Regions from separate parts of the Homo sapiens genome. Here all the other regions are linked to region 3. Evidence: chromatin contacts called from ENCODE Hi-C or POLR2A ChIA-PET data. All regions are on one chromosome and are shown on one strand. The core of a region is the stretch at or near the end of the contact, and the rest is flanking DNA. Distances in the headings are between cores, read along the strand shown.

Region 1 (5,542 bases), core at 2,280-4,779, 620 kb before region 3:
GTTATGGGTCGTGAAGCGGCCGCATGTGCACTGCATGTTGTCTTACTCACCCCGCCACGGGATTGGGCACGTGCAGCAGCAATCTCTAATCACGCGGAGACGGCATATGTACACTGGGCTCCAGCAGGCTCAGAAGGCACAAGTGAGCTGTGCGAGCAGGTGGCGCAGACTCCTTCGACAGCGATTCTTGCCTTATTGCCTGTTTTCCTTCATTCCTAGGACCTCATAGAAAGTTCCTTGTGTCAGCCGGGCACCGTGGTTCATGCCTGTAATTCCAGCACTTTGGGAGGCCGAGGTGGGCGGATCACCTGAGATGAGGAGTTTGAGATCAGCCTGGGCAACATGGTGAAACCCCGTCTCTACTAAAAATACAAAAATTAGCCCGTTGTGGCCTGTAATCCCATCTGCTCGGGAGGCTGAGGCATGAGACTCACTTGAACTCAGGAGGCTTAGGTTGCAGTGAGCCCGAGATCACGCCATTGTACTCCAGCCTGGGCGACAGAGCAAGACTCCGTCTCAAAAAAAAAAAAAGTTCCTGTGTCAGTTGACTGAGGAGGAAAAAAATCCAGACTTGGTTTACAGATGGCTCCTGCACAACAGAGAGTGGACAGCTGGAGCCCACCAGCCCCGCTCCAGGGTGTCCCTGAAGGACAAGTGGTGAAAGAAAATCTTCCTTGGGGGCAGAACTTCAAGAGGCACATTTGTTTGTCTACTTTGCCTGGATGGAGAGACAGCCAGATGGAGGGATCTACATAGATTCACTGGCAAGAACATGGAAGGAGGATTGGTGACAAGCAGGTCTGGGGAAGAAGTATGTGGACAGATCTTCCAAACAGGCCCAGAATATAAAGATATTTGGGTCCCATGTGAATGCACACCAAAGGGTATCACTGCAAAGGAGGCTCTTGACTATCAGCGGAACAAAGCATGTTCTCTGGAGGTCGGGCTGTCTCTTTTTCCAGCTACCATTGCTTGCCCAATGGACCTATGTAACAAAGAGGCTGTGTGGCAAGATTGGAGGCTATGCGCGAGCTCAACAACATGGACTTCCCCTCACCAAGGCTGAGTAAGTCATCTACTAACTGCCTAATCTGCCAATAGCAGAGACCAACACTGAGCCCACTGTGGCTCCTTGGGGGACCCAGCCAGCCATCTAATGGCAAATTGATTACACTGGACTTTTTCCATCATGGAAAGGACATTATACACATATTCTGGATTTGCTTTGCCTGTTCATCTTGTTTCTGCCAGCACCACCATGCATGGATTAACAGAATGCCTTCCTCACCATCCTAATACTCCACTCAGTACTGCTTCTGATCAAAAGATGAGCAGCAATGGCCTACTGCCCATGGAACAAACTGATTTTTTTGTTGTTTTTCTTTTTCTTTTCTTTTCTTTTTTTTTTTTGAGACGGAGTTTTGCTCTGTTGCCCAGGCTGGAGTGCAGTGGCGCAATCTCGGCTCACTGCAAGCTCCGCCTCCCGCGTTCAGGCCATTCTCCTGCCTCAGCCTCCGGAGTAGCTGGGACTACAGGTGCCCGCCACCACGCCCGGCTAATTTTTTGTATTTTTAGTAGAGACGGGGTTTCACCTTGTTTGCCAGGATGGTCTTGATCTCCTGACCTCGTGATCCGCCCGCCTCGGCCTCCCAAAGTGCTGGGATTACAGGCGTGAGCCACCGCGCCTAGCCTTCTTTTTCTTTTTTCTTTCTTTTCTTTTCTTTTTTTTTCTGAGATAGAGTTTCACTCTTTTTGCCCAGACTGGGGTGCAATGGTGCGATCTCGGCTCACTGCAACCTCTGCCTCCCCAGTTCAAGCAATTCTCCTGCCTCAGCCTGCCAAGTAGCTAAGATTACAGGCACCTGCCACCACGCCTGGCTAATTTTTGTATTTTTAGTAGAGACGGGTTTTCACCATGGTGGCCAGGCTGGTCTTGAACTCCTGACCTCAGGTGATCCGCCCACCTTGGCCTCCAAAAGTGCTGGGATCACAGGGGTGAGCCACTGTGCCCAGCCCTTGTTTGTTTTTAAGGCAGGATCTCGCTCTGTCACCCAGGTTGGAGTGCAGTGGTGTGATCTCAGCTCACTGTAGCCTCAAACTCTTGAGCAGGTGATCCTCCCAGCTCAGCCACCCAAGTAGCTAGGACTACAGACACACACCACCACACCTGGCTAATTTTTATTTTATTTTATTATTTTGTTTTGTTTGAGACAGGGTCTCGCTTTGTCGCCCAGGCTGGAGTGCAGTGGTGAGATCTCGGCTCACTGCAACCTCTGCCTCCACGGTTCAAGTGATTCTCTTCCCTCAGCCTCCCAAGTAGCTGGGATTATAGGCGCCTGCCACCAAGCCCGGCTAATTTTTGTATTTTTAGTGAGATGGGTTTTCACCATGTTGGCCAGGCTGGTCTCGAACTCCTGACCTCAAGTGATCCACCTGCCTTGGCCTCCTGAAGTGCTAGGATTACAGGTGTGAACCACTGCGCCCAGCCATGCCCGGCTAATTTTTGAATTTTTAGTAGAGACGGGGTTTCACCATCTTGGCCAGGCTCGTCTTGAACTTCTGACCTCGTGATCCACCTGCCTAGGCCTCCCAAATTGCTGGGATTATAGGCGTGAGCCACTGTGCCCGGCCTCACTTTTTTCTTTTCTTTTTCTTTCTTTCTTTTTTGAGACGGAGTCTCGCTCTGTCACCCACGCTGGAGTGCAGTGGTGTGATCTCGGCTCACTGCAACCTCCGCCTCCCGGGTTCAAGTGATTTTCCTGCCTCAGCCTCCTGAGTAGCTGGGGGTTACAGGTGTGCGCCACCACGTCTGGCTAATTTTTGTATTTTTAGTAGAGATGGGTTTTCGCCCTGTTGGCCAGGCTGGTCTCGAACTCCTGGCCTCAACTGAGCCGCCCGCCTTGACCTCCCAAAGTGCTGGATTACAGGCGTGAGCCAACACGCCCGGCCCCTGAGGTCACTTTCGCGGGGCAGAGGGTATGAAGCTGCGGAGAACAGGCTCGAGCGCTGCGGAGCCGGGAATTACTGAGTCCCGCGACGCGCGGGCAGGACTGGCACTGTTTTTTCCAGCTCGCGGGCTCTCAGTTCATAGTATGACATCCCCACCCATCGGCCCGGAGGCTGCTGAGCACTAACCCGATTTGTTTTCCAAAGTGCCACGCTTCACCCACTCGGCAGGATATGCGGCACCTTCAGGGCCGCAGCTGCAGCTCGCGGGCTCCAGGCGTTCGCATGGCTGGGCCAGGCGCTGGAGGCGGCCCTCACCCGTGGGACGGTGCCCCCCAGGCCCCGGGACGGAAAGGAGCTGCGGCGACGGCGGGAGAGGGCCCTACCCCCGGCGAGGCTGAGGCCTCAGGAGCGGACCTCACTGCAGGCAGCCCGGGAGGGAACGGCGGGGGAGTCCCGGGTCGTGGGGGTGACCCAGCCAGGGCTGGCGGAGAAGGGCCCGTAAGGTCGGCAAACCTGGGAGAGCGCGGGTGGCTGGAACCCCCTGTGCAGGCGGCCGCGTGGGGGCGGACCCGGTGGGCGTGGCGAGCTCCGGGGGCGTGGCCTGGGCCTTGGGGCCGCGTCACGTGACAACGACCGAGGCTAGAGGTGCTGTTGGGCGAACGCGAGGCGTCTGAAAGGATCAGTTTCGCGTTTTGGGGAAAGTTCTCTCTGGCACCTGGGGCTGGGGAGGGCGAGCCGGAGGAAGAGAGCCCGGGTGAGGCGGCGATTTCAGAAATGCCTGAAAAGGGAGAAGCCCGCCCCGGAGCCACGACAGTGGGGACGCTGGAGAGATGCTGGGGACCGGCCTCCACGACCTGGGGGGGAGGGGGGAGGGGACGAGCGGCGGGCACCCTGAACCCTTAGTCCTCGAGGCCCTGACAGCGACCCTCCCTCATGCTGCCCCCGAGGAGGAGTTGGAAGGAGCAGCTGGCCCCACGCCCCGTTTCCCGAGACTGCGGGCAGCGCTCCTCAGGAGTGTGTCCGGGGCCGGCTACTTCCTCCACTAAGAGACGAGTCGCCCGGGCCGCAGGAAGGGCCTGGTGCGCGGCCATCTGCTGACCAGTCTGGAGCTAGCGTGGTGGCTTCGGCTGCGCTGACAGTGATGCCACCGAGGTCTCTTACACACCAACAAGCTTCACAGGCCCCTCACCCAGCTAAGCCCGGGCATGGCATGCCTTGAGGGTATCCGAGGCTGTGACATCTTAGCAGAAATCCAAGCTAGCCCTCCCCACCCCCTCCACTCTACCTCCCCTTCACTTGGAATCAGAACTGTTCTATTTCAGCTCCAAATGTGATGATGATGACCAAATAAAATCCACCGTGAATTGAGCCCTCACTGTGTGTGCCCGGCTCTGTGCTAAACATTTGTCATGCGTTCTCTCACATAATCCCCGGACCTCCTACCACTTTCGTTATTTTTGCCTTGCCAGCACTAATTGTAAAACTGAACTCTTATTATTACGATGTTTTAATTGACTCAAATTTAGAGGTGTTATACGAAATCACAGGTTTGATGTGTAATGTTTCTTTTACTAATTCATATACAACATATAGACCTTGCAAATGTTTGAAACTGGCCGGGCGTGGTGGCTCACGCCTGTAATCCCAGCACTTTGGGAGGATGAGGCGGGCGGATCACCTGAGATCAGGCGTTTGGGACCAGCCTGGCCAACATGGCGAAACCCTGTCTCTACTAAACATACAAAAATTAGCCAGGCGTGGTGACACGCACCTGTGGTCCCAGCCACTCGGGAGGCTGAGGCACGAGAATCACTTGAACCCGGGAGGCAGAAGTTGCAGTGAGCCAAGATTGTGCCACTGCACTCCAGCCTGGACAACAGAGCAACTCCGTCTCAAAAACTAAAAATACATACATACACACATTTAACAAATTGGATCGGCCTTTTTTTTTTTTTTTTTTTTGAGACTGAGTTTCGCTCTTGTTGCCCAAGCTAGAGTGCAATGGCGCGATCTCGGCTCACCGCAATTTCCGCCTCCCGGGTTCAAGCGATTCTCCTACCTCAGCCTCCCGAGTAGCTGAGACTACAGGCGCCCGCCACCACGCCCAGCTAATTTTTTGTATTTTTAGTAGACACGGGGTTTCACCGTGTTAGCCAGGATGGTCTCAATCTCTTGACCTTGTGATCCGCCCCCCTCGGCCTCCAAAGTGCTGAGATTACAGTGTGAGCCACTGCGCCCGGCCCTTTTTTTTTTTTTTTTTTTTTTGAGACAGGGTGTCACTCTGTCACCCAGGCTGGAGTGCAGTGACGCGGTCACAGCTCACTGCAGCCTCAACCTCCCCGGGTTCAGGCGATCCTCTCACCTCAGCCTCTTGAACAGCTGGGACTACAGGCGCGCAGCAGCACACCTGGCTAATTTTTGTATTTTTTGTAGAGATGGGTTCTGCTATGCTGCCCCAAGTTGTTCTGGAACTCCTGGGCTCAAGCAATCCGCCTGCTTCGCCCTCCACAGTGCTGGGATTACAGGCATGAGCCACCATGCTCAGCCCTGCCTCAGTCTTTTTGATGGTTATGTGGTATTTCTTTTTAAAATT
Region 2 (5,999 bases), core at 2,775-5,274, 840 kb before region 3:
TGCTGGAAGAGGAAATGCTGAGTGTGGAGTCCTACCAGCAACATAACTTAAAAATATATATATTTATAGGCTGGAGAGCCTTTTTACCTCATTATGGCTGAGATACTCAAGCAAGGCAAACTGAATTGTCTTTGTTTTTTCATTACTAACTCAAATTCCCAACTTTATCAAAAGTATTTATAAAAACATTCACACACATACTATACACACACACGCTTTTTTTTTTTTTTTTTTTTTTTTTGAGACGGAGTCTCACCCTGTCACCCAGGCTGGAGTGCAGTGGTGTGATCTCAGCTCACTGCAGTCTTCACCTCCTAGGTTCAAGCAATTCTCCTGCCTCAGCCTTCCAAGTAGCTTGAATTACAGGCACAAGCCACCACGCCTGGCTAGTTTTGTATTTTTAGTAGAGACTGGGTTTCACCATGTTGGTCAGGCTGGTCTCAAACCCCTGATCTCAGGTGCTCAGGCGATCCACCTGCCTCAGCCTCCCAAAGTGCTGGGATTACAGGTGTGAGCCACTGCACCAGGCCCCCAACACACACATTTTATCTTTAGTCATTGCAACTGTTTTCACAAAAATAATCCAACCCAATAATTGATAAATAGGCCACAGGACTAGAAATGGTCAAACCTGGTATTTCTAAAACGTGGCCATGTTTATTTTTCTTATGGTATTTTTAAAATTTTTTAGAATTTTTGTGGGTACATAGTAGGTGGATATATTTATGATGGTACATGAGATGTTTCTTATGGTGTATTTTTATTTAGGTTTTTCATGACTTAATGACCTTATCCACACCGTGGTTTGTTTTTTTTAAAAAGCAAACACCACACACAGTCATGTCATTTTAAATTGGAATAAGTGATTGCAGGAAACTTAATACCCCTGTGTTGCATGTTGCTATGGTTTGAATGATGGTATTCCCTCCAAAATTCAGTTGTAACATAATCCCCAATGCAACAGTATTAAGTGGTGTGGCCTCTGGGAGGTGATTAAGTCATGAGGGTTCTGCTCTCGTGAATGGGGTTAGCACCCTTATGAAAGGGCTCAAGACTGAAGGAGGTGTTCTCTTGCCTTTCTGTCCCTTCTACCATGTGAGGACACAGCATGCATCCCCTCCAGAGGATGGAGCAACGAGCCACCATCTTGGAAACAGAGAGCTGCCCTCACCAGACACCAACATTGGCACCTTGATCTTGGACTTCCCAGCGTTTGAAACTGTGAGAAATAAATTCTTGTTGTCGGCTGGGCACGGTGGCTCATGCCTGTAATCCCAGCACTTTGGGAGGCTGAGGCAGGTAGATCACTTGAGATCAGGAGTTCAAGACCAGCCTGGCCAAACTGGTGAAACCCTGTCTCTACTAAGAACACAAAAATTAGCCAGGAGTGGTGGCAGGCACCTGTAATCCCAGCTACTCTGGAGGCAGAGGCAGGAGAATCGCTTGAACCCAGGAGGCAGAGGTTGCAGTGAGCCGAGATCACACCATTGTACTCCAGCGTGGGTGACAAGAGCAAAACTCCATCTCAAAAAAAAAAAAAAAAATTCTTGTTGTCTATAAATTACCCAGTCTCAGATGTTTTGTTATAGCAGCACAAATGGACAAAGACATACGTGTAATCCTCCCATCACAGAGGGAGTCACTGAGGCACCGAAAAGTGGGCTAGATTCCTGATTCTAGCACTTGCTTGCCATTGTCTTTGGACAAATTACCAGGTTGTTGGGAGAATCAAGTAAGCCAATCATTGTAAAACCTGTCATAAATATTCAATAACGAAACTTATTGAAGAGTTAGGTGTGCCTTGGCTTCGATCACACAGCTAAGCGCTAGATCTGGGGCTAGGATACAGCTTCAGGCTTTGGATTTATGAGAAGAGTCAAAGTTTTTGTTTAAAATGCAGATTATCAGGCAAGGGCCTAAAAACATTGATTTAAACAGTAGTTGTGTTGTTGCGTGTACATGAAAACTGCCTCAGAATAAAACCAGGTTTGCCTTGGTCTAATGACACCTTGACTATCATGACATTCACAAAGCTTTTGCTTCTCCCACTCTGGTAACCTCTCATGTTTTTTTAATTTCTATTCTTCCATTCTTAAAGGGCTGACCTTTTCTTGATCTCATCTCCAAATTGATACTGAAGTGCAAGCTGCTGAAGCACCCCCTAGGTGCTGACAACAAGGACCAGTGTTTTAATCTTCTTAGGGAGCAGATCAGAGTGTGTTTAGAAGGCAAAGGAGAGGTTAAGCTAGCTCTGAAGGAAGGATTACTTTGTAAAATTGAACTTTCACCCTCCCTGCTCACTCCCTGCTCTCCCTCCTACCTTAGCATGGCAGCACCCAGTTACCCAAGGCACAGAGCTGGCATCAGCAATGAGACTTCCTTCTCCTCACACCCAGTGACTCACCCAATCCTTTATTTTCCACGTCTTGAAAGGTGGAGTGCATGCTGCCACCTCTCTCTAATACTGCCTATGCTGTGGTAATGGTGGTAATAGTGGCTAGCTGATGGGTGCTAGCAGCTAGTATAAGGTCCTTACATCTATCAAATCGTTTAGCCCTCAAAATAACCCTGTTATTTGCATTTTACAGATAAGAAACTGAGGCACAGAGAATTCGGTTAAGAAACCAACGTGCCTGAGATTATACAACTAGCAGCCCATCTGGATTCTTCCCATCGAGGCCCTGGGGCTCCAGAGCCCACCCGCTGCACCTCTCTAGCTACCAGTGCAGGCATCTCTCTTCTGTCCTTTGCATGCCCCAAATAAGCTTCTTCCTGACTGGTTTCTAGGCTCTCATCTTGTCCCCCACCAATCCATTTCCCATATTTTTGTTCTAAAACACAAATAGAAACGTGCCCCTCTTACACCCGACTTTTCCACTGCTCCAGTGGACTAAGCAAGTTCAACTCCTTAGCCTGGGCGGGCCTCTGTGTACCACTCTGTCACCTTAGTCTACCGCCTTTTAACTTTGTAGTTCCTGGAATTCACCCACGTTGTCTTTTGACTGCTTAACGGTCTCATTCCTCCAACCCCCATAAATTCCTGGAGAAAAGGATTGGAGCTCAATGACATTCGTTAAATGAATTTTTGAAAAGCAACAGTGTTTTATTACTGGAAAGTGTTACAGACAGATATTGTGAAATTTTTCCTTGGGCTTCTTTCAATTTCGTTCAATTCTCGTCCAGTATTCTCATAACATTTGGATCAGGTACTTTATCACCTTGTAGTGTCACTGTTCCTTTCTGTATCCTCTCGAAGCCTCCTGTTACTCGTTTTCTAATTCTCTTCCAGCCCACTGCACGATCTAGTGTCGAATGGATGAAACAGCTGAGCAGAACAGTTCTTTAGCTGTCGGCCTAAATGACCAACTTCATGACCTCTCAAGGTCTCGCTCCCCGGCTGCACGCAGCTCAGCTTCCAACATTCGGGAAAGGCGTGCCCGGATCGCGAGGGGCCGCTGGGACCGAGTCCCGGACGTCGCGACGCGCAGGGGGCTGCTGCGGCCGGCGGTCTCGGGAAAAGTGAGGGGACGGAGGCGCCCAAGCAACGTGGGTTTCGGGAACTGTGAGTATTTCACTTTGCGTAGAGCCCCCTCGGGCAATGCGACCCAGAACCGAGGGCTTCTTTCCCCCCGCCGGGGCCTCCCTCCCGTTCTCCACTCGGAACAAACAGCCTGCAGTTCCCGCAGCTGCAGCGCGGGCCGCGGAACATGCGCCGGGAGCGGGGCCCGGGCGGGACTCCGGAGCTGGTACTGCTCCCCCCGCGCTCCGGCGCCGGGCCTCGCCGTGCGGCCTCCTTCCTCCCTTCCTCCCGCCCGGCTCGGCCGGAGGCGGCGGCGGAGGGGCGAGGCGCGGCCCCCCTTCGGCGGCACCTCCTCCCCGGGCAGGCGCGGGCGGAGCCGGGCCCGCCTCAGCCAGCCGCGGCGGGAGCAGCGCAGCGCGGCGCCGCGGGCAGCGAGCTCCGCATTCGAACCTCCCTCGCAAAGACAGTCTCCGCCCCACAATGCACCGCGGCGGGCAGCCTTTGAAAAAGCGGCGCGGCTCGTTCAAGATGGCGGAGCTCGACCAGTTGCCTGACGAGAGTGAGTAGCACCTCAAAGCACCCCCCCCTTTTCCCGCCTGCTGCTTGCCCAGCGGTTGCACCGGCCGGGACGGACGGCCGTGCCCTCCGCTGGGCAGGTGGGCTGACTGCCAGCCCCACTGTGGTCCCCTAGTCCTCCCACTCCGGTGTTGCCGCCGCGTCGCCGCCTTTGTTATGGTGTCTGTGTGTTGGTTTCTGGGGTTGTGTGAGCGCCAGGGCCGGAAACCGAGAGCCCGGGAGTCCAGCCTGTGCCAGGCGGAGGCGGTGGCTGCTCCCCTGGCGCCACTCCGGCCCCCAGCCGAGGTGGAGGGAAGAGCGGCCCCTGGGCGCGGGGGCTGTCCTCGCCGCCTGCACCACTCGCCCGGCGCCGAGAGACGCCCGCCGGGGTTATGTAACTCGCCTGTCCCGGGGCCGGGGGAGGGCTCGGGCTGGGCACGGGGTGGTCCACGGCCCCTTCTTCTTGCCCCAGCCTCTGATCTTGTCCTGTCACAGCTCCTGCCTCTACGGGCACTTGTGATCTTCACTGTCCTCCCCACCCCCCCACCGGTGTGTCCACCCCTGGAAGTGTTTCCGTGTCAGAGGGTTGGCCCCTTCCCCTGGGACCACAGGTGGCTGTGGACCTTTCCTGAGATCATCCAGCCCGGATACTCAGTGTTCAGGTAGACCCCGTCCCGCAGACTTTATTCTATATGTGTCTTAAGAGCCATAAAGGTACCTTTATGCATGGATGTGACCAACACAGCGTACGTGTACCCTGCCTGACACCCACCCTAGGGCATTGCCTCCCCTAACCATGTTTACTCACCCTGACATCTAAGACATGTATGCTCACTTGTGTTGAGTAAGTAAAAGCACCAATTCCATAGTTTAAGGGCAATGGAACTTAATTTTGTAATTTACAATATTGCATAAATTATATGAAAAGACAAATATGTTATTTAATTACAAAAAAAAGTCCTGAATCCACTTTCACTATTCAGTTTATACATATTTGTGAAAGGCTCAATTACTATTGAATCTTATCTATGCACAAGGCAAATGGACTTAAAAATGAGGACTCAACATACTACCGATTCCATTTTCTTTGTGAGGTCATGTGTTCTTAGTAAGTTATAAAGTTAAAAATTCAAGTTGCCAAGCTGGTGAAAAGTCGTATTAAAAGTGTTTGTGTTTTAAATTTGATAGAGAGCAGCACTAAGTCCCCAAGGAACTTTGTCCATGATAGAACTGTTCTCTTTTGTGATGTCCAGTAGGGCAGCCAAGCTACTAGCCATATGTAGCCATGGAACATTTCAAATGTGGCTAGAGTGATGGAGGAACTGAATTTTGAATTTTATTTAATTTTAACTTGCATAGTCACATGTAGCTAGTAGTCACTGTATTGGGTAGGGCACAGCTATTGACCAGTCATGAGCTGTACTGTTTATTTGTAGAATACAATTGATTGTGATTTATTTTATTTATTTATTTATTTTGAGATGGAGTTTCACTCATTGCCCAGGCTGGGGTGCAATGGTACTATCTCGGCTCATTGCAACCTCTGCCTCCCAGGTTCAAGCGATTCTCCTACCTCAGCCTCCCGAATAGCTGGGGTTACAGGCATGTGCCACCACGCCTGCCTAATTTTTTTGTATTTTTAGTAGAGATGGGGGTTTCTCCATGTTGGTCAGGCTGGTCTCGAACTCCCGACCTCAGGTGATCCACCCGCCTCGGCCTCCCAAAGTGCTGGGATTACAGGCGTGAGCCACCGCAGCTGGTCTTGATTGTGACTTAGAATGCTCCCAAATGAGTGTGGACCTACTAAGCACAGTGTACTTGTCATCCGAAAATGTTTTTCATCATCCTTGGTATCTTTATCATAAACATGTCTTATCACCTCTTGGATGTCACAATCACTAGAGCTACTGTTTTGGTTACTGTA
Region 3 (5,275 bases), core at 1,070-3,569:
AGTCTCGCTCTGTTGCCCAGGCTGGAGTGCAGTGGCACAATCTCAGCTCACTGCAACCTCCACCTCCCGGGTTCAAGCGATTCTCCTGCCTCAGCCTCCCGAGTAGCTGGGATTACAGGTGCACACCACCACGCCAGGTGAATTTTTTGTATTTAGTGGAGACGGGGTTTCGCCATATTGGTCAGACTGGTCTTGAACTCCTGACCTCAGGTGATCCACCTGCCTTGGCCTCCCAAAGTGCCGGGATTACAGGCGTGAGCCACCATGCCTGGCCCCAGGTTACTTTCTGTAAAGAACACCAGTCATATTGGATTAGGGCCCACTCTAATGACCTCATGCCCTCTTGATTTACCTTTGTAAAGACCCTATCTCCCAATAGGGTTATATTTTGAGGTCCTGGGGGTTAGGACTTCAGCATATGAAGTTTGAGGGGACACACCATTTAACCTATAACACACCCCAATTCCAGGTTGCCATGCTTACTGGCAGGAGCTTCACCTTCTATTTATATGTCTGGACCATGGTGCCTGTTACCTATGGCAGGGGCTCTCACATGCAGCAGTTGCCTGATTGTAGTGTGTACCGATATGTATAGCTGGCTAGAGTGTGTGATCATCTGGGGACTCAAGGCACCTTAAACATGTGGGGTAGGAGGTGGGGAGGGGAGAATGGGAGGAGAAAGCCCTGAGGTCTTGTTCTTGGCCCAGAAACTCCTGTGCACACCTCTGTAGTTACAGTCCTCTGCAGGTATGCAGGACTGCCCAGAAGACAATTCGCCTTAATTGCCTAGGCCACCCCGGGCATTTATGCATCTTTCTGGGAGGGGAGCAGAGGGGAAGGGCTGGGCAGGCGTAGCAGCTGCAGCCCTGTCTGCCGCCCCTGGAGACTCAAGCTCACAAATGGCCTATAGTCTGGGGGCTGGGTTGCAGAGTCCTTGTTGCTTAGGGTTGCTGGATTTAGCAAATAATAATACCAGATGTCCAGTTACATTTCAATTTCAGATCAATTACAAATAATGTTTTAGTATCGGTATTTTCCAAACATTGCATGGGACATACCTACATTAAAAAATTACTTGTTTACCTGTTAGAGGAGGCAGTTAGGAAAGACCTCTCTGAAGAGGACATTGGGCAGTGATCTGAGTGAAATCAGGGACACAGCAGTGCAGATCTAGGGGAAATAATGGAGACAGAGAGAACAGCAGGTGCAAAAACGTGGCTGAGGAGCCCCAGAAAGGCCAGCGTGGCACGGTCTCCCATTTTAGTGTGAGCTTGTTGAAGTGTGGATTCCAGGCCCTGCTTCTAGTGCAGTAAATATGGGGTAGGTACGGGACCCCATCAAGAAGCTCAGTTCGCATCTATCCTATTCCCTACTCCTTCTCAAGTTTTCAGACACAGTCCAGGGTATGAAATGCACCATCGTGGGCTCAGAGCTGGGGGGAGCCCCTCAAGGACCACCTGGTGCAAACCTCTCCAGTTACTGATGAGGAAACTGAGCTCCAGGGGGTCTTTAAGGACCTCATCCAAGGGATCTGGTCAGAGGAGAGCATGGTGCTTTTGTGCACAGCCAGGTCCAGGTCTTCCGGGGCACTTCTAAAAGGAGTTTGGGGAGCAGCGTGTGGTTTTTGGGGAGCCCCCACCCACTCCCCAGTGCCTGTGGCTTTGAAGCTAGGGCTTCCTGCATGGCCCTGTTGGGCCCTGCTGATCCTAGAGGTCTCACGGCTCATGGCCCAGGGTCCCTAAGGTTGTGTCCACCTTCTGGCTTTCTGGCCCCTTAACCTTTGGCAAATACTTGCCGGTCTAACTTGAGTTCCTTGCTAGAGCTTGTTTCTTTCTTCATGTTTGAAAGAACATAAAAGAGAGAGAAGGGACAGTTAGAGCTATTTATGGAGCCGCAGCCCTAGAAAGCTCCTATCTGTTCTTTCTCCAAGCAGGAAAACCAATTGTAGGCCTCTGACCTCCTCCCTCTCCAGCTCCCAGTGGCCTCCGAGAGCCCCTTGAGCTGCAGAGAGATGCGGACTCTGCAGGCCCCTCACTGCCAGCACCTTCATCACCGAGAGCCTCCACCTGGGCTGGTGGTGGGGGTGGAGAGAATCAAGGAGCAGGAAGAGAGGTGAAGCGACACCGCCGAGGAGCCCCCTGCTCTGTTCTTCATCCTAGACACAGGGAGCACCGGCTTCTCCGCAGCCTTGCCTGGCGCTGCCCTGCAGCCACCCACCCCCCTTCTGAAGGATGCAGCCAGCACAGAGAGAGGGAAGCGAGACAGGAAGTGACCTCAATTTCCCCGGCCACAGAAAGGGCGGCTCCCCCTGCCTCTGCAGCTGGGTGTGAGTCCGCGGAGCTGAGAGCCTTGCCCTCTGCTCCATCCTCCTCTTTTGGGGGTCTCCGCGGTGTCAGGACTTGGAGAGCCTGGTCGTGGGACTTGATCAGAGAGGCCTTGAGTGCAGTGGGTGCTTATCTGGTGACTGTGGCCCTGAGGTCTGGGACAGACACTGCCAGTCTTTCTGGGCCACACCCACGGGGACTGCCAGCCCCCCTGGGCTTGGCACAGTGGAGGGGAGCCTCCACCACAGTGGAGGAGAGACACACCCAAGGCCCTGGATGTGCCCGGCTCTCTGCAGCTGTGGGTGCCTCAGGCCGGCCGCCGATGGGTCTCAGTTTCTGAGGGGGTGGCAGTGAAGTTGCAGAGAAGAAACCTATGAAGGTGCCCTGTCAACTGCCACACGCCGAGATGCACATTGACAGCCCATCACCGCCTCTTGCCTGTCCTCCCCGGGGACCGGCAGATCATGGGAGATGATTTGTCAAGGGGAGACACATTTGGGTGACACCAAGCCGAGCTTCCTGTCTTGAGACGCTTTCTGCTTTCTCATCTTCCTGCTAATGAGTTGCCTTTTGTGTGTGTAAGTTCAGAGGGCCTCTGTCACTGGTGTAACCTCTCCAGAACATTTGAACATGAAACAAACATCATTTCTCTAGATTAAATTAAATTAATTCCCAGCCGCACCTCCTGAGAGGAATCATCCACTGGGTTCCTGGGCGGGGAGGGGTCCTCACTGCATGTGTCAGAGGCGTGTGAACCAGAGCAACTCCATCTTGTATAGGGGCTGGGGAAAATGAGGCTGAGACCTACTGGGCTGCATTCCTAGATGGTTAAGGAAGTCACAGGATGAGATAGGAGGTCGGCACAAGATACAGGTCATAAAGACCTTGCTGATAAAACAGGTTGCAGTAAAGAAACTGGCCAAAACCCACCAAAACCAAGATGGCCATGAGAGTGACCGCTGGTCATCCTCACTGCTACACTCCCACCAGCACCGTGACAGTTTACAAATGCCATAGCAATGTCAGGAAGTTACCCTATATGGTCTAAAAAGGGGAGGCACGAATAATCCACCCCTGGTTTAGCATATCATCAAGAAATAACCATAAAAGTGGGCAACCAGCAGCCCTCAGGGCTGCCCTGTCTGTGGGGTAGCCATTCTTTTCTTCCTTCCTTTCTTTTTTCTTTCTTTCTTTTTTTTTTTTTTTTTTGATAGAGTTTCGCTCTTGTTGCCCAGGCTGGAGTGCAGTGGTGCGATCTCGGCTCACTGCAACCTCCTCCTCCTGGGTTTAAGCGATTCTCCTGCCTCAGCCTCCTGAGTAGCTGGGATTACAGGTGCCCATCACCATGCCTGGCTAATTTTTTGTATTTTTGGTAGAGATGGGGTTTCACCATGTTGGGCAAGCTGGTCTCGAACTCCTGACCTCAGGTGATCCACCCGCTTCAGCCTCCCAAGGTGCTGGGATTCCAGGCGTGAGCCACCGCGCCCGGCCCCTTCACTTCCTTAATAAACTTGCTTTCACTTTACTCTGCGGACTCACCCTGAATTCTTTCTTGCGCGAGATCCTAGAATCCTCTCTTAGGGTGTGGATCCGGACCCCTTTCCGGTAACGCATGGGCTCATGTGGGAGTCCCGAGGCTTTTGGGGGAACAGGAGCACTGCGTCGGCCTTGGCTTAATCCTGGGCACTCACTGCGGCTCCTCTGTTCCCTGAACAGTGTCCCCCCCGTCCAGGGGCTCAGAGATGTCCCCATGGGGTCCTCCTGGGTGGCCAGACTGTGCCCAGGGACCCCTTCAGGGCTCTTGAGATGGGGGAGCTCTGTGGCTCTTCCAGGGCCCACGCCACGGGCTGTGGGCAGTCTGGCTGCCTGCGCAGGAGGCAGGCGTTTCCTATCGGAGGACCCCAAGCCCAAGGCCCCCTTCCTGCTGGGCCTCGGGCAACTCAAGTGATTCCTCTCTGGTCTGGCTGTGGGAGTTGGTTCCTTCTTGCCTGGGCAGCCCCTGAAGCACAGAGAATCAGCTCCCAAGCCCATCCTTCCTTCCTACTCTGGGAGCCTGGTGGAGGAGCACAAAGTCCTGTCTGTCCTTCCAGGTTGGGGGAAGGCGCATTCCTCTCACCTCGTTTCTTGTGCACAGACAGCTCATTTCATAGCCATCTGGCAGGTGCTCAACCAAAGACGTCTCATGGCACTGTGGATCAGGAAAAGACATCTGATGCTGGAGTCCTACGTGGTTCATAGCCTCAGGCCCCAGCCCGTAGCCCTGCCTGCGTCACCAGGCTGTCAATGGGACAGGAGCACCCTGCTGTGCCCATTTTGCTTACCCAGAAAAAAACTTTGTAAAAGGCTTTGTATTTCCTTCCCTAGCCCTGGCTAACTGCACATGGTCACACTGTTTTTTCAGATCCCACTTCCTGTCCCACCCAGCCCCAAATGTCCGTGGAACCGGCCCCACTAACCTGCATCCAGCTGCCTCTTCCACCTGGGCCCTGCTCTCAGATGGAAGTGTCACCAAACACCCAGATCGCCGTGCTCCTGCTTCTCTGGGTAAGCACTTACAGAGGCTACACAGGTGCTTGCCAGGTTACGTTAGGCTGTGCCTTCTTTCCTTGTGGCCCATGCACAGGCCTCTGGCCAGCTCTGTCCGGGTGGCAGCTCTCCTGGTGTCCGGCAAGCTTCCTCTGCTCGGACTCTGCCAGTCAAAGCCCAGCCCTGGCTCCTGGAGTCTGCAGTGCAAGTGGCCTCAGAAGCCCAGCCTCCCTCTGCAGCTGAACCCTGCAGCCCTTGTGTGAGGTCAGACCCCAGCGCCCCTCATTTCCTTCTTTGGAATGCAGGACTGACTTGCAGGCAGAGGCTTTGTCTGTGTATAAGCCCAGACAAGCCTCCCAGGTCCTGCCATTAAGAGTCTCCAGGGGATTCTAGAGATTTCAGACGTGAGCAAATCCCAAGATGAA
Region 4 (5,992 bases), core at 3,272-5,771, 560 kb before region 3:
AGGTATACGGTTCAGTTTTACAGGATGAAAAGTGTTATAGAGATGGATGATGGTGATGACTGCACAACATTGTGAATGTGTTTAATATCACTGAATTGGACACTAACACTTATTAAGATGGGGCCGGGCACGACAGCTCACGCCTGTAATCCCAGCACTTTGAGAGGCCTAGGCGGGCAGATCATCAAGTCAGGAGTTCGAGACCAGCCTGACCAACATGGTGAAACCCCGTCTGTACTAAAAATACAAAAATTAGCGGGGTGTGGTGGCACATGCCTGTAATCTCAGCTACTCAGGAGGCTGAGGCAGGAGAATCGCTTGAACACGGGAGGCAGAGGTTTCAGTGAGCCAAGATCATGCTACTGTACTCCAGCCTGGGTGACAGAGCGAAACTGCATCTCAAAAAAAAAAAAAAAAAAAAAAACCAAACAAAAAAAACAACTTATTAAGATGGTAAATTGTATGTTACATGTATTTTCCACAATTTAAAAAAATGAAACAAAACGAAATATACAGAACAAAACTAGTCGCACTCAAATCCTGCCTTAAGGTGTGATTCTGGGACAACCTAACCTAAGGTAATAGGAATCTATATTAATTTTGGGTAGCAGAGAAAAAAAGCACTTACAAGCTGAGTTTAGGGTTATTTATACATGGCATCCAACTAAAAGAAACCTGAAATCAGCAAAGACTAGAAATGAGAAAAAGAGTCTAGCAGGTCTGGGGAGGAAAATGAAGAATCAGACACCATCTTCAACAAGTTAGTCAAATGTGACTAACCTGGGAATGGTTAAATTTCCCAGCTATAGATAGGTAATATCCTAAGATTCCTCACAGTGTAATAAAGCAGATTTTTTGCATCCTAAACCTGAACGTAGCAATTTGGACATGTCACAGAGGCAGGGCACAGAAGAGGCAGCCAGACTTCAGCCCTCCAGCGATTAGTAAGTAGAAGTGACCAGCAGTTTTGGGCTGCCCAGCACCTATTGCCACTATCTTGTTAATTGTACCCTGTTTTTCCTTGAATGTCTCCAAGATACCTCAAAATCAGTAAGTCGAAAACCAAACTCATGATTCTCCCTGCCAGACCCAGGCTTCTTTGAGCATTCCATAGGTCAAGATGGTGCCATCATCCATCTATGTAGGCAAGCCAAATATGATGGCCCCAGACTGGTTCCCTTCTCTCCTTCCCTGTATACAATCCGTCACCAAGTCCTGCAATTTTACTTCCTCAATTTCTTATGGGTTTTTGTTTTGTTTTGTTTTGTTTTTGTTGTTGTTGTTTTTTTTTTTTTAGATGGAGTTTTGCTCTGTCACCCAGGCTGGAGTGCAGTGGCATGATCTCGGCTCCCTGCAACTTCCTCCTCCTGGGTTTAAGCCATTCTCATGCCTCAGCCTCCCAGGTAGCTGGGATTACAGGCATGCACCACCACACCCAGCCAAGTTTTTCTTTCTTTTTTTTTTTTTTTTTTTGCATTCTTAATGGAGATGTGGTTTCTTCATGTTGGCCAGGCTGGTCTCAAACTCCTGATCTCAGGTGAACCACCCGTCTCGGCTTCCCAAAGTGCTGGGATTACAGGTGTGAGCCATGGTGCCAGGCCTACTTCCTCAATTTCTGTTAAACTCATCAATTTCTCTCTGTATCCACCACTATGACTACTCCAGTCCAAGTCCCTGCCATCTCAGCTTCCAAAATAGTTTCCCAGCTGTGTCACTCAGTAACAGGGCAATCCCTGTGTGATGGTTAATTTTAGGCATCAACTTGACTGGATTAAGGGATACTGAGCTGGTGAAGCATTATTTCTGGGTATGTTGGTGAGGGTATTTCCATAAGAGATGGGCATTTGAATCAGTGGACTGAGTAAAGAAAATCCACTCTCACCCAATGTGGCTGGGCACCATCCAATCCTTTGACGGCCTGAATAGAACCAAAAGGTATAAGACAGGCAAATTCTCACTTTCTCACTCCTGAAACTGGGACACCCTCTTCTCCTGCCCTTGGATGTCAGAACTCCAGGTTCTCTGGTTCTTTGGACCCTGGAACTTGCACCAGCAGCCAGTCTGTTTCTCAGGCCTCTTGCTTTGGACTCAGAATTACACTGTCAGATTCCCTGGTTCTCTAGCTTGCAGACAGCATATAGTGAGACTTCTCAGCCTCCATAATCATGTGAGCCAATTCCTATAATAAATCTTCTCTCGGCTGGGCGCGGTGGCTCACACCTGTAATCCTAGCACTTTGGGAGGCCAAGGCGGGCGGATCACCTGTGGTCAGGAGTTTGAGAGCAACCTGGCCAACATGGTGAAACCCCATCTCTACTAACTACAAAAATTAGCCTGCGTGACGGCAGGCACCTGTAATCCCAGCTACTCGGGAGGCTGAGGCAGGAGAATCGCTTGAACCTGGGAGGCAGAATTTGCAGCGAGCTGAGATCGTGCCACTGCACTCCAGCCTGGGTGACAGAGTGAGACTGTCTCAAAAAAAAAAAAAATGAAAAATAAATCTTATCTTCTATCTATCTATCTATCTATCTATCTATCTATCTATCTATCTATCATCTATAATAAATCATCTCTCATCTCTGTCATCTATCTATCCATCCATCCATCTCTCTCTTTCTCCTATTGATTCTCTGTCTCTCTGGAGAAGCCTAATACACTCTGGGCATACAAAGCCCTCCTGACACCCCCTCAGTTTCTTCTTAGGGAACTGCCCCTGGCCACACTTCCCAACCTCAGGACTCCTACACATTCTCACAGTCCATGTACCTCATTGTTTTTAGCGTTCAGTCATAGTTGTAACATAAAACATTTGTAAATATATTTTTATTGTGAGAACGTTCAGTATAACGAAATACAGAGAACAACATATCAAGCACCTATGTAGTCATAACCCAGAATTAACAATATTAACACATGTTAACTTTCTGCCATATTTATTTCAAATTTCGTTTTACGTTTAAAAGAAATCAAACATAAAACAGATGTGGTTAAAATCCACTTGAACAGTATTTCCCTTCTCCTCCACTTCTGTTCTCTCTCCCTCTTCAGAGGAACTAGCAACAAGAATTTCAATGTATTTCTTTCTCATTCATGTTTTTATGCTTTTAATAGATAAGGTGTATTTTCAAAACCATTGGTTGTTCCTATTGTTTTTTGGTTGTTGTTGAGACAGAGTCTCGCTCTGTCGCCCAGGCTGGAGTGCAGTGGCGCTATCTCAGTTCACTGCAACCTCTGCCTCTTGGGTTTGAGCGATTTTCCTGACTCAGCCTCCTGAGTAGCTGGGACTATGGGCACGCACCACCACGCCTGGCTAATTTTTGTATTTTTAGTAGAGACGGGGTTTCACCATGTTGCCCAGACTGGTCTTGAACTCTTGAGCTCAGGTGATCTGCCTGTCTCGGCCTCCCAAAGTGCTGGGAATACAGGCGTGAGCTACCGCACCTGGCCTATTCCTACAGTTTCTAAAAGCAGATATAATTAGTTTTAATTTAAACCACTTTGATTTCATTCAAGCCGAGAATATCTTGGTCCTCAGATGGTGGATTCAGAAGGGAACCAAAGAGGGTTTTCATTCTGTCTCATCGTGGAGAAACAGCAGCAAGAACAACCAGCTCATCTTTCTTCTTCTTCCACTTCCCCCCAAGTACCAGAGGGGAGCTGGGGCCAGCAATATCCATCAGAGAATATCAAAGCAGAAGCACATAATGTTTTGGCACCTGTGGGCTTACCTGGTGGCATCATAAGCATCTAACACCAGCCCTGAGAGTTGAACATTTTAAAAATAGGTAAAAATACAGTGGATGAACAGGTGGCCTCAAGTTTCTGTGCCGCCTGGTCCTGGAGACATGGTGCTGTGCTCAGGTTGGCTTCCAGCCTACTTCCAGTCTGCTCCCTGTCTGCTTGAGCCATGTGGCCCTGCTGCTGGAGGCTTGGCATCTGAAGATGTGAAGCTTTTGGTTAAGAGGCTCAAAGTGCCTCTCAGTTGTTACATGGAATTAATAAGGGTGAGTAAGTGCCCGCGGCCTTCTCTGGGACACTTTCCCCTCTTTGGTTTGTTACAGAAGATAAGGCTAAATAAATTTTATATTGATTGCTTCCAGACACAAAGGAGGACATCAAAGAGGAGTAAACTCCTTTCTTTCCAAGTGATAGCGCCAGCCAATCTGTCTAGTCTAGATTGAGAATTATACCTTGCCGTGACAAAGGGTCCAAAGAACATAGTCAACTCATCATCCTTGGCCAGGAATAAAGTTATTGCTTCTTAAGGGGCGGAGAACTCTCTGGCCTCATATCGTTAACATACTTGCCACCTCTAACTAGACCCAGTCAGGCCCAATGAGCTCCATTAGAGTGAAACTCAGAACCTGCTAATACCGAAGTGTCAATGGACAACAGTATTTGTTTATGTGTAAAACTGGTACTTTTTTTTTTTTTTGGTGGAAAATGAGGAAGTGAAAAGAACGTGACCTTTGGAGTCACACAGACCTGGGTTTCTCTCCTGGCACCGCCTCTGACCTGCTGTGTCACATGAGCTTTCTGAGCTTTAGTTTCCACTTCTATGACACAAGGAGAAAATTCCCATCTTATAGGGAGAATTTAGTGAAAGGACTGAGCATTTTTTCTGGGAGATGATTGGATCCCTTCATCTGATTTTTTTTTTTTTTTTTGAGACAGAGTCTTGCTCTGTTACCCAGGCTGGGGTGCAGTGGCCCGATCTCAGCTCACCACAACCTCCACCTCCCAGGTTCAAGTGATTCTTGTGCCTCAGCCTCCCAAGTAGCTGGGATTACAGGCACGCACCACCATGCCCGGCTAATTTTTGTATTTTTAGCATGGACGGGGTTTTGCCATGTTGGCCAGGCTGGTCTCGAACTCCTGACCTCAAGTGATCTGCCTGCCTTGGCCTTCCAAAGTGCTAGGATTATGGGCGTGAGCCACTGCACCCGATCCCTTCATCTGAATTTGGAGAGGGCAAAAGTTTGAACTCTGGGTTGTGCCTGGGAAAGGTGGATATGAGGTGAAGATCAGATTCGGGCAACCACAGGAGTTGACAGAGTCTGCTGGCCCTGCCATCATTTAGTGACTGGTAGAAGGCTGCTGCGGTGAGAGCTGGCTTTGCTTCGATCCTGTTAAGTAAACCACCAGGATGCTTCAGTGTTTGGAGCGGCCTTCTTTGGTCACCCACTGTGACCTGGGGCAGAAAGCTTCCAATCTCGTTCCCACGGGAGTGTTAGAGTGTTATCCATGTTAGGAAAGAGAGTGGTTTTCATTTTCAGAAGAACACGAACACATTGGCCTCCAGATGAATATGCAGCTTCAAAGCTTCTAAAATAGCTGGCTATCCCTTGTCCTGAGTTTTTGCTCAAGGTTTATGACACTGCTGTCGGATGTCTGTTGCCCCATATTGGCTAGACCGGAAAAGTGGAATCTCTTCTCCCTCTCCACATCTGAAAGAGCAACACTGTCTGCTGTCCTACAGAGCCTGTCATTGATCTATGATTTGGCCTCTCACCTTAGACTGTTCTCAATAGGTAGAACAGCGCTCCACCTTCGCCCATGTGTAACATTAGGCTGTATAAACACTACCAAAGGAAACATACATTATTCAGGGAATGTGAGTGTGTAGGTCCCACGCCCACAGTGTGTCATGGACTCACCAAAGAGATGTGTTGCAAATAATGAGTGGCATCTTGTTTCAAACAATGCAAAGCCAACAATAATAGGAAAAATGACACTTCTCTGGATTCTCCAGCTAAGAAAACACAAAGCAGTTTTGGTGGATGGAGTTCAAGCCAATGACTTTTCTACCTAAATTATTCTTTTAGTTCTTTCAAGCTGGTTTTGCAAGGTTTTAAGGAAGCCACCCAGTTGTGGGTGGAGCATTTTCTTCTGGGAGCTACTCCCAGGTACATGAAATATCATTCAGAAATGAGCAAGACATGTTCACAAGGCCAAGGGCTTCTTTGGGGCCATAGTTACACTTCACTATGTG

The links. A loop is a pair of places that touch in the nucleus more often than their neighbours do. ChIA-PET counts read pairs that join two places held with the same protein, here RNA polymerase II (POLR2A). Pooled maps may share reads with other maps.
Region 1: a map of naive thymus-derived CD4-positive, alpha-beta T cell shows a loop between it and region 3 (9-fold over the local background). The contact joins the promoter of LINC01703 here to the promoter of LINC02765 in region 3. A Hi-C loop is called at or near these places in 2 of 168 maps with a recorded cell type or tissue (CD4-positive, alpha-beta memory T cell and naive thymus-derived CD4-positive, alpha-beta T cell) and 6 of 50 pooled maps. POLR2A ChIA-PET finds 5 or more read pairs at or near these places in 6 of 52 experiments (AG04450, B cell, MCF 10A and 3 more).
Region 2: a loop to region 3 is called in a pooled map, with 6 times the contacts of the local background. The contact joins the promoter of LIN9 here to the promoter of LINC02765 in region 3. A Hi-C loop is called at or near these places in 1 of 168 maps with a recorded cell type or tissue (PC-9) and 6 of 50 pooled maps. POLR2A ChIA-PET finds 5 or more read pairs at or near these places in 1 of 52 experiments (naive thymus-derived CD4-positive, alpha-beta T cell).
Region 4: a loop to region 3 is called in a map with no recorded cell type, with 4 times the contacts of the local background. The contact joins the enhancer-like site here to the promoter of LINC02765 in region 3. A Hi-C loop is called at or near these places in 1 of 37 single-sample maps with no recorded cell type and 2 of 50 pooled maps. POLR2A ChIA-PET finds 5 or more read pairs at or near these places in 3 of 52 experiments (AG04449, K562 and activated B cell).

What each region holds. Positions count from the first base shown.
Region 1 is chr1:226,081,562-226,087,103 of GRCh38, reverse strand. It overlaps LINC01703 (long intergenic non-protein coding RNA 1703), which reads right to left and starts at 3,529. Exons shown (of 4, transcript NR_146920.1): 1 at 3,136-3,529; 2 at 51-308. RefSeq lists silencers at 3,129-3,708, 3,819-3,868 and an enhancer at 3,683-4,550.
Region 2 is chr1:226,307,189-226,313,187 of GRCh38, reverse strand. It overlaps LIN9 (lin-9 DREAM MuvB core complex component), which reads left to right and starts at 4,024. Exons shown (of 15, transcript NM_001366245.2): 1 at 4,024-4,079. The coding sequence starts at 4,049. RefSeq lists silencers at 3,672-3,921, 4,342-4,571 and an enhancer at 4,125-4,891.
Region 3 is chr1:225,464,816-225,470,090 of GRCh38, reverse strand. LINC02765 (long intergenic non-protein coding RNA 2765) reads left to right here and starts at 2,319. Exons shown (of 3, transcript NR_187303.1): 1 at 2,319-2,902; 2 at 4,726-4,868. RefSeq lists enhancers at 1,947-2,226, 2,357-2,616, 2,667-2,966, 3,655-4,544.
Region 4 is chr1:226,027,645-226,033,636 of GRCh38, reverse strand. No RefSeq gene overlaps it. Among named protein-coding and RNA genes, the nearest start is that of SDE2, 31 kb to the right of the region's middle. RefSeq lists an enhancer at 3,390-3,439. Within about 2 kb of position 4,521, at least 8 of the 41 ENCODE cell types and tissues checked have a DNase peak (open chromatin) inside an H3K27ac peak, as active enhancers do.